2 separate regions of the Homo sapiens genome follow, and region 2 is linked to region 1. The links are chromatin contacts, found by Hi-C or POLR2A ChIA-PET in ENCODE. All regions are on one chromosome and are shown on one strand. Each heading gives the region's core, a stretch centred on a gene start or an enhancer-like site at or near the end of the contact. The rest is flanking DNA. Distances are from core to core; before and after follow the strand shown.

Region 1 (5,848 bases), core at 3,331-5,830:
TGGATACTCTTTCCTTTGTGGCCTCTTGCTTATACTATCACAGCAAATCAATAAAGGCTTGATTATTACCTTTAGTTTGGCTATCCTACCTAACCACCTCAACATCTGGCAGCTCTGGGCATCTTTCTTCCTCTGAATACCTTTATTCACACTTACAATTCTACATATGTCTACCTTGCATTATTGCTACTTGTACATACATCTCATCTACATAAGTTAGGGCAAATTTCTTGAAAGCAGAGACAGTGTTTATCCCTATAAATCCTATAACATCCAGCAGACATCCTACAGCAAACAAATATTTATGGAAAGAATATATAAATGCATATAACATTCGACAAGTAGCCTATACGTAAAATACTCTTAAAAAGTAGGAAGGGAGAAATAATATAACCTTAAATCATAAATATGTAGTCTACTCATAGACTATTAAATTCAGCATTTTCCAATTTATAATACACTATAAAATCACTTTTACCAATAACAAGTACATAAACTGAAAATAAGAGGAAGATAATTTTGAAAAGAGAACACATTCTGGTTTCCAGTAAAGATATGTAGTATCTTCAAATAAGCACATTATTACTCATGCAAATTGAAACCATTCATCTTTCTGGAACTGTCTTGATAATTTTAGCAATGGCCTTTATTTTTTATCCTTGTTGCTCCTGAAACTGCCTAATTATTATAAAACAGAGAACTCTTCAAACCTGCTGTGTGTCAAATACAAATAAAAGCGAAGCTATAATGTTAGACTAACGAATATTATTCAGTACAACAAGAAAGATGCCAGGTATGAGTAAAAGCAGAAAAATAAATCAGATAAGGGAAAAAAATTCAAGAAAGACTTTAAAGCAGAGCTTATTTTGTTACCATATACAATATAATCCAAATAATATGCAGCACACTACAATGTAAATTCAAAACATAAGCTACCAATACAGTCTACACAGAGCAGTATTTTAGCTTATGAAGGCTGCCGCAATGGCTTCTGCTTATTGGTTAAAAGATAAAATTAAAGTTTTTTTAATCAGCCAAGCTAGATTTTACTAAGTCCTAGAACTAGACAGACATAGATCATCACCTTGTATGTTTCTTCAGTGAAGTAACATGGACACTGTCAGATAAAAACAGGCAACTGTTAAGAAACTGTTTTACAACTTAAATTTAACAGCTTATAATGAAATCAGATTAAAGGCCTGCTGAGGAATTTTTGGGGATTCATTACTGTAACTCACAATGGCATTTATCTTCAGTTTGAGCAAAAATTTCTTCTATTAAAAAAGAAAGAGGATCCCATGTTTTGACTTTATTTAAATAAGTTAGTTATGACAGTAACAAAAGGTCCTTGAACCTGCCTCTTAGGTTCATTGTGTTGCTGATCAGAGGCAAGACCCTAGGGTTGTACCTATTAAACGCTGTCATTTAGTGCAGACCAGACCTGCAGGTAAGATAGGTGATCTATAAGTCTAAAATTCAGGAATTATACTAGAAACTTCTTCTAAGCAATTCAAGTTGCTGTATATATAACTTTAAAGAAATGGAATACTGAAATGAAAATGTGTAAGAGGATTAGGGATGAAACTAAAAAAAAGTAATAAAAAATGTTAATGACCTATTAAACTACTGACAAATAGTATTATATTCTTCACTTTGGTGCTACTAATATACTGTAACTCTCATAGGTATATTGACTAAGAATTTCAATAAAAGTTATTGTTAAATAAGAACCAGTGTACAAGCATTTGTCCATATGGCAGATTTAATGGTCTAGCTTACCTGCCCTTGTTCTCTTTTCCTTTAATTTTACTTTCTTGACCTTTTCCTCCAGTAGGATCCCACTCTACACATGTATCTTCAACTTTCAGGTTCAAATGGGATGAGGAGTTATCCAAATTGAAGTTAAGTGCTATTCAAGATAATATTTAAATATATTTTTAAAATATAGCATATCTCCACTTTCTGAAACACAGCTATCACCACATTATTTTCCTACTCAATCAATTCAATACTGAATACAGAAAATAAAGTTCAAATTCATAATCCTAGCACTTAAAGTTCTCAATAATCAGGCTATAATTTATAATTCTTATCTGATTTCCCATTATTCTTCTCTATATATCCTATACACCAACCAAATACAATGTACTTGCATGGTCACTGACATTTCTCCTGTTCATTCTACTAAAATCTCAATGAGTACACAGTAACCTAAATTTCCTGTTATTAGGATATCAGTTGACTGTTATGACTAAATAGGAAGGGGAACTGGAAGAATTAAGGAGAAGGATAAAATTACATAGTGTAAAAAATTATAGAACCTGGCATACACATTTTCTCTGATACTCTAATATTTAATAATTTCATACCTACACTGTCAGTTTCAAAGTAAGGCAAACATAGAGAAACTGAGGCCGTGATGGCAGAACAAGGAAACTGGCCCAGCTGATAGATAATTTACATGACGAAGAGTACAGAGGGAAAAGAACCACATAAATTTAAAAAAAAACCATAAAACTATGACTTCCAGATTATTTAATATTTTGAGGAATTAACTATACTTTTCACAAGACTTACTCAGAACTGCTTTAGGAATTTAGGAAATCAGTGAAGCAAGGTATAAGCTTCTTTCCTTGGAAACTGAGGGTAAATCATTAGAATGTACTGATTCATGGCTAATCACACCATTCCTTTTATCTTAAAATATAACTCTCGGAATCTCTATCTTGCAAGGTATCAGCTATTACACAGTTACTAACTAATCTGCCTGTTAGTTCTATTTCCCTCCAAAGGTTCAAACTTCTAGTATATATTAAGAAATACAGTATCCCTTTACAGAACCCTATTTCACTTATGGATATTACTTAATTTAGCTAAGGCTTCAGTGTGTCTGTGAACTATGACTCTCTATAGGTTTATTTTGTTTGATGATACATAACTGTTTACCTAATGAATCAATAATCCTTTTATCCCCTACTGTTCTGTAAAGAGCACTTTAATTTCAACTATGCATTGGAGCTATTGTTCATTGTTTTTTATTTATGAAACAACATTCTGAATACAAATCTACTGACCACAGAGCTTCCAGTAAATGTCATACAGTACAAGGAAGTTCACAGCTTTCAACATCTGCATTTAAACAGAAATGAACTTACAGAAAAAAGAGATAATGCAGCAATCATGCAGCTTTTTAGTAAAAACAGAAATAGAATTCCTTAATAGACAGGTTACCAAAAGGTTAGGATTAAGTAAAACTTATACCCTGCATTTCCAAGAATGAACTGCCTTAATAAAGTTAACATCTATATGTGAGCTACTAGGTAATGCATGTGAGAGCTTCTACATTTTTGAGAAAGAATATTGGATTTAACTCTAAGGTGCCACCAATTCTCAACTGCTTGCTAAAATCCTAAGGCTGTTTTTTTAAAAAAGGAAGAAATCCTAAGGCTGTCCCCTAATGTTTGTTATGCTGGAGAGAAGGGCCACCAGCAATACTGGTGTCAAAGGTGGCAAAAAAAAAAAATAGATAGTACCATTGAAAACCACTTAAGACCATACTTATTAAATACTGCAGCATCCAAACAAAAAGGCATGGATTTCAAGCCTAAGGAGTGTCATTTTCGTATCTCTCTTTCTTTGTGGACACTACCCCTTATGGACCTCAGTTAAGTTATAGAGCTCCTCTAATGTAACAGAGATAATACTCTATAGTTAAAAAAAAAAAAAAGACTAGCCTCAAAAGTGAGGTCCTATCTCTTGTATAAGTCCTATAATATAACTAGATACTGGTTCCCGTATCTTTAATAGTCTGTGAAAACAAAGTACCAAAAATCAGAGTACAGATATGTTTCATATGTTTAACTTGTGCGAGTGGCTGCTTTCTTGGTACTATAAAATTATATCATAGCTGCTATCAATTAAAGTTGGAGAATAATTTGTGATTTAGTAATTTAATATCATTTACCTTCACAAGAAAATAACTAATAATATACTCTAAATATTCTGGTGATAAGAACTTATATTACTCATGACTTCTGAGAATTTCAATGCCAGAAGAAATAGTGCTTCATATGTTGGAGGGCAGAAGTAAACAATGTTCACTATTTTCCATATCAAGAACCTTAAGTGGAAGTATATGAAATTTTGGTAGGCTCAACTACTCAATCTCCACCTTTCTTCCTTTCTCTCCAGTTTTTTGTCCATACCCTAATTTCTACTGGTTGGTTGAAAAAGGCTGCAACAAGCCAAATAAATTGGTAAACAACTGTTCAGTGTGTCATTGGTAAAAATGTGGACTTTTCCTCTGCAGCTCTTACTCTCATTAGTAGCCCCACTAATGCTATGGAATAACCCTAGAAAATCTGTGACTCATGGCCATGTAGGAGTCTAACTTTATTCTGGAACTCCCTGAAGGTCAGAATCACTGTTTTGTGGGTCTCAGAGTTGAGTTTCAGTCTATTCCTACCGCAGAGGGTTTACTCAACAGTGAAGAAGTGCTGAAAAGGCCTAGAATCAACTTAGTTTCTCTCTACAAACCCCATGATTAAGAGTTTGACCAGTAACATCCAATCACTGCTAATAGGAGCAGCCAGCCCAGCTGGAAGAAAACCACAAGCCAGTGATTCATTTTCCTGTATCTATGAAATTTGCATAGAAATTATAATTCACCACATTTAGGTCCAACTTTGGTCATTAAATATGAACAGTAAATGAAAAGAAACAAAAGAAATTTTAAAAATATGATGCTCTTGAGGAAGAATAATAGTAATGAATTTTACTTGATGGGCTAAAAACAGTTCAAGTTATATAGAAAAGATTATCTGCCTACATATGACTATTATTTTAAAATGGTAAAAACCTCTACAGAAACCACAATAACATCTCAGTTTGATAACATGTAATACAGAGTTAACTGCATTCCTTGGCTAAGTTACCTATAGTTCTCAAATAGAAACATCTGCTAATCCAAACAAATTACTTCAAGATAGACTTTATTTCAGACCTTTGTGATGCAAACATTTTTCTGAGTTTGTCTCATCAATAACTTATAGGCCTTATATTTTGTTTTATTATATGATTTTTTTTGTCATCCTCCAAATCCAATCAAATTTCTGGCAGGTAAACCTATTCAAATGCTATATGAACTAGAGGTCAGTGGAATGCCTTAAGTCCCAAGTGCCTACAAGAATGTGTAGAGTCTGGTTCTGGAATTAAACCCAGTCAATAACCATCTCACAACTAGGAAAGTCTCCAGCATTATAACCTTCAAATTGGTAAATATCTAAAAAATCCTCTGTATTCAAGTCTGCTACTCTAGGGAGTTTTCATTAAACCCCAATTGCTTTCAGAGACTAGAAGAACCTAGGTTCCAGGCTCATAGTAAGGGCTGGCACAAAACTCAGAAGTGGATTCTTATTCACACCTTTCCAAACTAGGTCTAGGGATCATGGGAAAGTCATTTAATATATGAAAACTCTATTTTTTCATCTGCAATATGGGTATCAATAATATCTAGCATATTGATCTCTCAAGATGACTTTAATTATCTAATAAAGAATTGAAAGTGTTTTGTAACCATTAATAAACTATATAAACGTTAACTGTTGCAATAAGATACAGGAAAACAGAGAGGACCTGAACTAAACAGATACTTCCCCAATATTGATTCATAATCCATTCTATGGGAAAACTCTGGGCAAATCTCAGTGATACTTACCTATTTATAACAAGATTGAAATTTATAAATTAAGCATCTCCCAGAGAATACAATACCATCATCTCAGTCTATTTTATCTGTATAAATAAAATCATATAAGAAAACCCAATGAAAACCACTACTGTAGTCCTA
Region 2 (5,817 bases), core at 1,774-4,273, 48 kb before region 1:
TAATTATGTTAATGTCTCCCCATTTTTGAAGTAACACAAGTTTTTATTTTTTTAAGAAATGGAGTCTTGCTCTGTCACCCAGGCTGGAGTGCAGTGTCACAATCATAGCTCACTGCTGCCTCAAACTGCTAGGCACAAGCAATCCTCCCACCTCAGCCTCTTGGGCACCTGGAATGATTATAGGCATGAGACACTGTCCGGCTCCCAAAGTTTGTTTTTTGTTTTGTTTTTTTTTTTGTTTTTTGAGACGGATTCTTGCTCTGTTGCCAGGCTGGAGTGCAGTGGCACAATCTCAGCTCACTGCAACCTCCGCTCCCAGGTTCAAGTGATTCTCCTACCTCAGCCTCCCGAGTAGCTGGGACTACAGGCATGTGCCACCAAGCCTAGCTAATTTTTGTATTTTCAGTAGAGACAGGGTTTCATCAGGCTGGCCAGGATGGTCTTGATCTCTTGACCTCGTGATCCATCCACCTTGGCCTCCCAAAGTGCTGAGATTACAGACGTGAGCCACCGTGCCTGGCCCCCAAATTATTTTTAAGTGGCTCCCTCAAGAATGCAAGTACTTAATTGCTTGGTTCTGGACACTTGGGTATTTATCTTAATAAAATCATACAGCAAATAGAATCAAACACAGGGCTTAGAGTGTGACATGTACTTAGTGCAACACTTAAATTGTGAATGTATGTACATATGTAAAATCTGGATGAATGTTCCCAAAAATATTAATAATGGTTATCTCTGGGTAGGGAGAATTAGGAGTGATTTTTACATGGTTCTTTACACTTTTCTATATTGTTCCAATATTTGTATAAGCATATATTATTTTCATAAGAAGTAAAATTATTTTATCCTAGGAGAAACAGATGATGGGTAGTGGTAGTGGCTTAATAACGGCCATATTTGCTAAACAGGATCTAGATTCTTGTCACTTAAAAGTATGGTCCTAAGAACATCAGTATCACATTGGAGCTTGTTAGTAATACAGAATTTTCAGCCCCCACCTACTGATTCATAATCTACATTTTAATAAAATCCTCAGATGATTCATATGTACATTAAAATTTGAAAAGCACTGATGTAGATGCTAAGGGCTTTACATGCAGGGAGGATAAGAACAATGTCTACCTTGCTCGTCGTTATATCCCTAGAACCAGCAGTGCTTGAAACATATAAATATTTGTTGAATAAATAAATATGTAAATGATACCACTTCTGGGTAGACAATTAGGCAGTGGAGATTATATCTATTTGAATTATTTATTTTCTGCCAGAATTCCCAGAAGTAGGTGCTTATTATTTGCTGTAAATGCTGTTAAATTAGCTTAATAACAACACTGGGCCCCTGAGAATCTACAACTATATGTAACTTTTTTAAAAAGAACTCCTTCCTTGCTCTTAGCTCTGAGATCCACATGCCTCCTTCAATAATTTCTCCAACCTCCTCTCTGTGGGTATGGCCTATAGTTACTCTCTCTACAATCTCTCCCTGAAACCAAATCCATTCTCAAGATTTTAACTACCACCTGTGAGAGAAAACACTATTTAAATTACAGTCCATGCACTCTATCTGCCTATATTTTCAACTCTATTTCCTGCACCTCACCTCAAATTTAACATGTTCAAAATTAACTTTTTTTTTTTTTTGAGACAGAGTTTCGCTCTTGTTGCCCAGGCCGGAGTGCAGTGGCCTGATCTTGGCTCACTGCAACCTCTGCCTCCCAAGTTCAAGCGATTCTCCTGCCTCAGCCTCAGGAGTAGCTGGGATTACAGGCGCCCGCCACCACACCCGGCTAATTTGTTGTATTTTTAGTAGAGATAGGGTTTCACCATGTTGGCCAGGCTGGTTTCGAACTCCTTGGCCTCAGGTGATCCACCCGCCTCAGCCTCCCAAAGTGCTGGGATTACAGGCGTGAGCCACCGCGTCCAGCCCCAAAATTAACAATTTTATTCTCTGTCAACTATCGTCCTCTCCCAGTCCAGAAGAAAGTAACTAGCTCTCCATCCTCACAGTCTCTAGTTTTACAGGCTTTAGAGAAGAGAGATCAGCTGGCCCAACATCACCTTATGGAGAATAGGCTCTAGAAGAATTAAATGACAGCCAAGAGGCTAGTTATTGGCAACCTCAGCACTCTACGATCTAAATCACTTTATTCCCAGTACACTATTGCATGCTGGAATTCAACAGAATTCCCATTTTTGCCAACAGCACTTAAACTTACTTTTTAGAAACGCAGGTTAAAAATATCATCACCCAGATCCAAGAAATCAAGTCCTGCGTATTGTTCTTTCGGCATTTCCCCGGTTCCTTTCTTCTTCCTTGTCAGAACACCCTGCACTTCCTTTCCACTAAGAGTTCTTTCACCGTTCAATGCCAGCCTTCCCAAATCCTCTACCCTCACTAAACTTATGTCCACAAATAGAATCGCTAAAATATAAATGCTTATTCCTGCATTTGATATCTTTGTCCATGGCCCAACAGAGATGGTTTCCAATCGTTCAAACCCTATTTATCCTCAGAGTCTAGCTCAAACACAGCCTTTTCTACTGGGCTTCCATCTGCCCAATTTCTAATATACTGCTCTATCATTCACTTTGTCATTTGTTCACAGCTTGATTTTTACCGACTGGAAACGTGCTATCTTCAAAAGCATAAAGAATCTGATATATCATCTAGGTCCTTTTTTTTTTTTTTCCACATCTGACAAAACTGAAGCCAAGAGAAATGTGGCTTACCTCATGTTAAATGAGAAATTGTAAATTTCAGGCCGGGCGCGGTGGCTCACGGCTGTAATCTCAGCACTTTGAGAGGCCAACGCGGGCGGATAACCTGAGGTCAGGGGTCACTACCCTAACCCGGCTACTACAAGAGTCTCGATCGTCCTCCAACCTTTCATCTGTCCCAGGATTAAGATTTCACCTGATGACACGCCCAGAAGTGCGGGAAGGACTGGCCAAGTGGAAGTCTACCACGCGATGCTCGTGGACTGACTGAGGAGTACCCAGCCCGGAGCGCGCTCAGCCTGTGGCCGGCCTCCTCACCAAGGGGTAGGCAGGTGCCCAGAATGCTGGAGGATGCCCGGTAAGGGCACCCGAGTCGCCAGCGGTACCTGTCTGAAGGCGCCCACCCATCCCCGGGTACCGACCTGAGCCTCCCGTACCTTACCTCACTCAACAGCAGGCTGCAGCCGCTCCGCTTTACGGCACTCACAGCAACCGCCGCAAAAGCCGCCGTCAAGTGCTGAGCGGCGGAGGCTGGCTTGGTTCCTGCTGGGACGTTCCCACGGTCCAGCCCCAGCCTCGGCTTTCCTGTGACTCTTGTCGCATCCTCACCGCCAGAAGTTCACTGAGCCCTGGCGATTCCTCGCTTTTATAATCTAGCCACTTAGCCAAAGCCCTTTTTTATCTCTTGCCTAATTGACAACTACAGCAGCGCACTGAGGCAATCTGAGAGTTTAAGTTCTGAAACGCTTTCGACAGCGGAAGATGAACTGGAGGCAGCAGCTGAGCCGTTTTCCAAGCCCGTTAAATGTGAACTTCTGATAAACGAGTGGTTTTTTTAGTGCGTGTGCTTTGCTAGAGGGATTCAGCATAACTCCCTGAAGTTTGGTTTGGATACAATTAGTAGAGCTAGGGGATAGAGTGGAAAATAGCAGCTGCGTTCACTATTCCTCATGAAGTTGAGGTGCCTTTATGACATTCAAGATTTAGCGACCTGTTGCCCTCCAGTTTAAGGCTGGATACAATTTTGTACCTGATTAACTTTTTTCTTTTCTTTTTTTGTAGAGACGTTGGGGGCTAGCAGGGCGGGGTGTGGCGGGGGTGGGGGGGAGGGCGTCCTCACCATCTTGCCCAGGCTGGTCTCGAACTCTTGGCCTCAAGCGATCCTCTCACTTTGGTTCTTTTAACGGTGTAATCCAAAAGGTGGTTGTTAAGGCTCAGATATTAATCTTCTTATAAATTTTTGAAAACCATAATTCACTAAACCAGTTACTGTAATTATAATTTATTTCTACAAAACGGAAAATACTCCCATCATATATTTGTTTTCTAAGCTTTGTTTTTAATTCTATCAGTACAGAAAGAAAAGGAAGAAAAAATCTTCCTCACTTCCTACAGGTTATGACATTTACCAACTTTTTGTTTTTCCTTCCAGAAATTTCCTATGCACATACAAGCTTACTGTTGAAGTCCTCTCATCCAATGCACTCAGAACGGGTAGGTACTCAGTAGGTTAATAAAAAAAAGTGGAAGGTTACACCAAGAGGAAGTAAGTTATCAAAGCTTAATGGCATCATTAACACAGGTGCTAACGTGATGGGACATGGGAAAACTTGAGCATCACATACTTGCTATTGATTGAAACACATCAAATATAAAAATTCTTGAGTTTATAATGACTCCTTAAAAAATAAAATTCAGTCGTGATTGAAGATTGCCAAGTTGAAGATTAAATATTCTAAAACTTGATAAGGGAAAACATCAAGCATTTATCCTGCCTTTCTTGTATGAATTGAATTTTAGTGTAACCAAAGTACTTATAAGAGTTCCAGCTAATAAATGGAGGATGATAAAACAATCACGATTTTGTAACTCCTAATAAAATAATCGAAAGGGCAACATCAATAGATGATAAAATTAAGGTGAAAGGTTGATGGGGAACTTTATAATAGACTGGCATCACCTAAACCCACTGATCTTAATCTCACTAAATTTGGGACAAGCATATATTATGTACTTCCTGATGTGATAGAAAGTACACAGCCACACCTGTGAAGGATTCTTGCCTAAAAATTGAACCTGCATTTACTCAAACTCTAGATCTAATACAGGATATAGAGAAGCAACTAAATTCAGAAAACGGGACATTCTACCAGACAAATTCCTCAGTTTTTTTCATAAATGGCATTTAAAAGCAGAGGGAACTATTGTAAAATCAAATATTTAAGAGATGTAACGGAGTACAATGTGTGGACCCTGTCTAGATCTTGATTTGAACAAGATAACTGTAAAAAGATACTTCTGAGACAACTGAAATTTTAGTATGGACTGATCCATTAGATAATAGTACAGAATTACTGTTAATTTTGCTAAGAATGTTAACAGAATGTGGCTGTTTTTAAAAGCCATCATGGATGCATATAGCATACTTACAGGTGACATTTTAAAACAAAATAGATAGCACAAACATGGCAAAATGTTAACAATTGATTAGGTGATGAGCACAAAGCACTGGCTTTCTACTTTTCTGTATATTTGGAAATTATAATTAAAAGTAACAGGAAAAGGGAAAAATTATCAGGTTCTTAGAAATAAATACTTTCCAAGTGTATAACAAATCTAGTTCTGAATAAACCTTCTCAAAAAGGCAGTTTCAGTAGAGGGTTACAATGGCCAATCTTCTGTTTTGAACTAAGTTCATTTTAAGCATGGACCAGCTGATTAGAGTATCTCACTGTTTTTCTTACAAAACCATAGACATAATGCATCATCCATCATTTGTAGTTTCTGTTTCTGTAAAATGGACCAGGAACTTAAAGATACAAGTGAAGGAATATAAATTTGGAGTCCTGGAATTTATTTTTAAAAATCTTCCCCTATCACTCACAATTACTTTGGCCACAACTAACTTTGCAACTTTTTAAACTCTTCATCTCTAATGGTTCTCGTACTTTTCTTATAAGTACCTTTTCATACTCATTTCATATTTATTTTGGTTTATATATTTATATAATTGGTTTACATACTTACATGACTACAACAGTGACTACCACCTACATAAGCAGGTTTGGGAACAAACATAACTGAAGGTAAATATAC

The links. A loop is a pair of places that touch in the nucleus more often than their neighbours do. ChIA-PET counts read pairs that join two places held with the same protein, here RNA polymerase II (POLR2A). Pooled maps may share reads with other maps.
Region 2: a loop to region 1 is called in a map of A673, with 4 times the contacts of the local background. The contact joins the promoter of FKTN-AS1 here to the enhancer-like site in region 1. A Hi-C loop is called at or near these places in 1 of 168 maps with a recorded cell type or tissue (A673), 11 of 37 single-sample maps with no recorded cell type and 6 of 50 pooled maps. POLR2A ChIA-PET finds 5 or more read pairs at or near these places in 3 of 52 experiments (GM12878, activated T-cell and naive thymus-derived CD4-positive, alpha-beta T cell).

What each region holds. Positions count from the first base shown.
Region 1 is chr9:105,508,868-105,514,715 of GRCh38, reverse strand. It overlaps FSD1L (fibronectin type III and SPRY domain containing 1 like), which reads right to left. Exons shown (of 14, transcript NM_001145313.3): 10 at 1,780-1,909. Among named protein-coding and RNA genes, the nearest start is that of FKTN, 46 kb to the left of the region's middle. Within about 2 kb of position 4,580, at least 3 of the 41 ENCODE cell types and tissues checked have a DNase peak (open chromatin) inside an H3K27ac peak, as active enhancers do; they include GM12878, where a contact is called at or near this core.
Region 2 is chr9:105,555,512-105,561,328 of GRCh38, reverse strand. FKTN-AS1 (FKTN antisense RNA 1) reads left to right here and starts at 3,023. Exons shown (of 3, transcript NR_184141.1): 1 at 3,023-3,559; 2 at 4,154-4,215. FKTN (fukutin) reads right to left here and starts at 3,198. Exons shown (of 11, transcript NM_001079802.2): 1 at 3,164-3,198. RefSeq lists enhancers at 2,938-3,127, 3,288-3,337.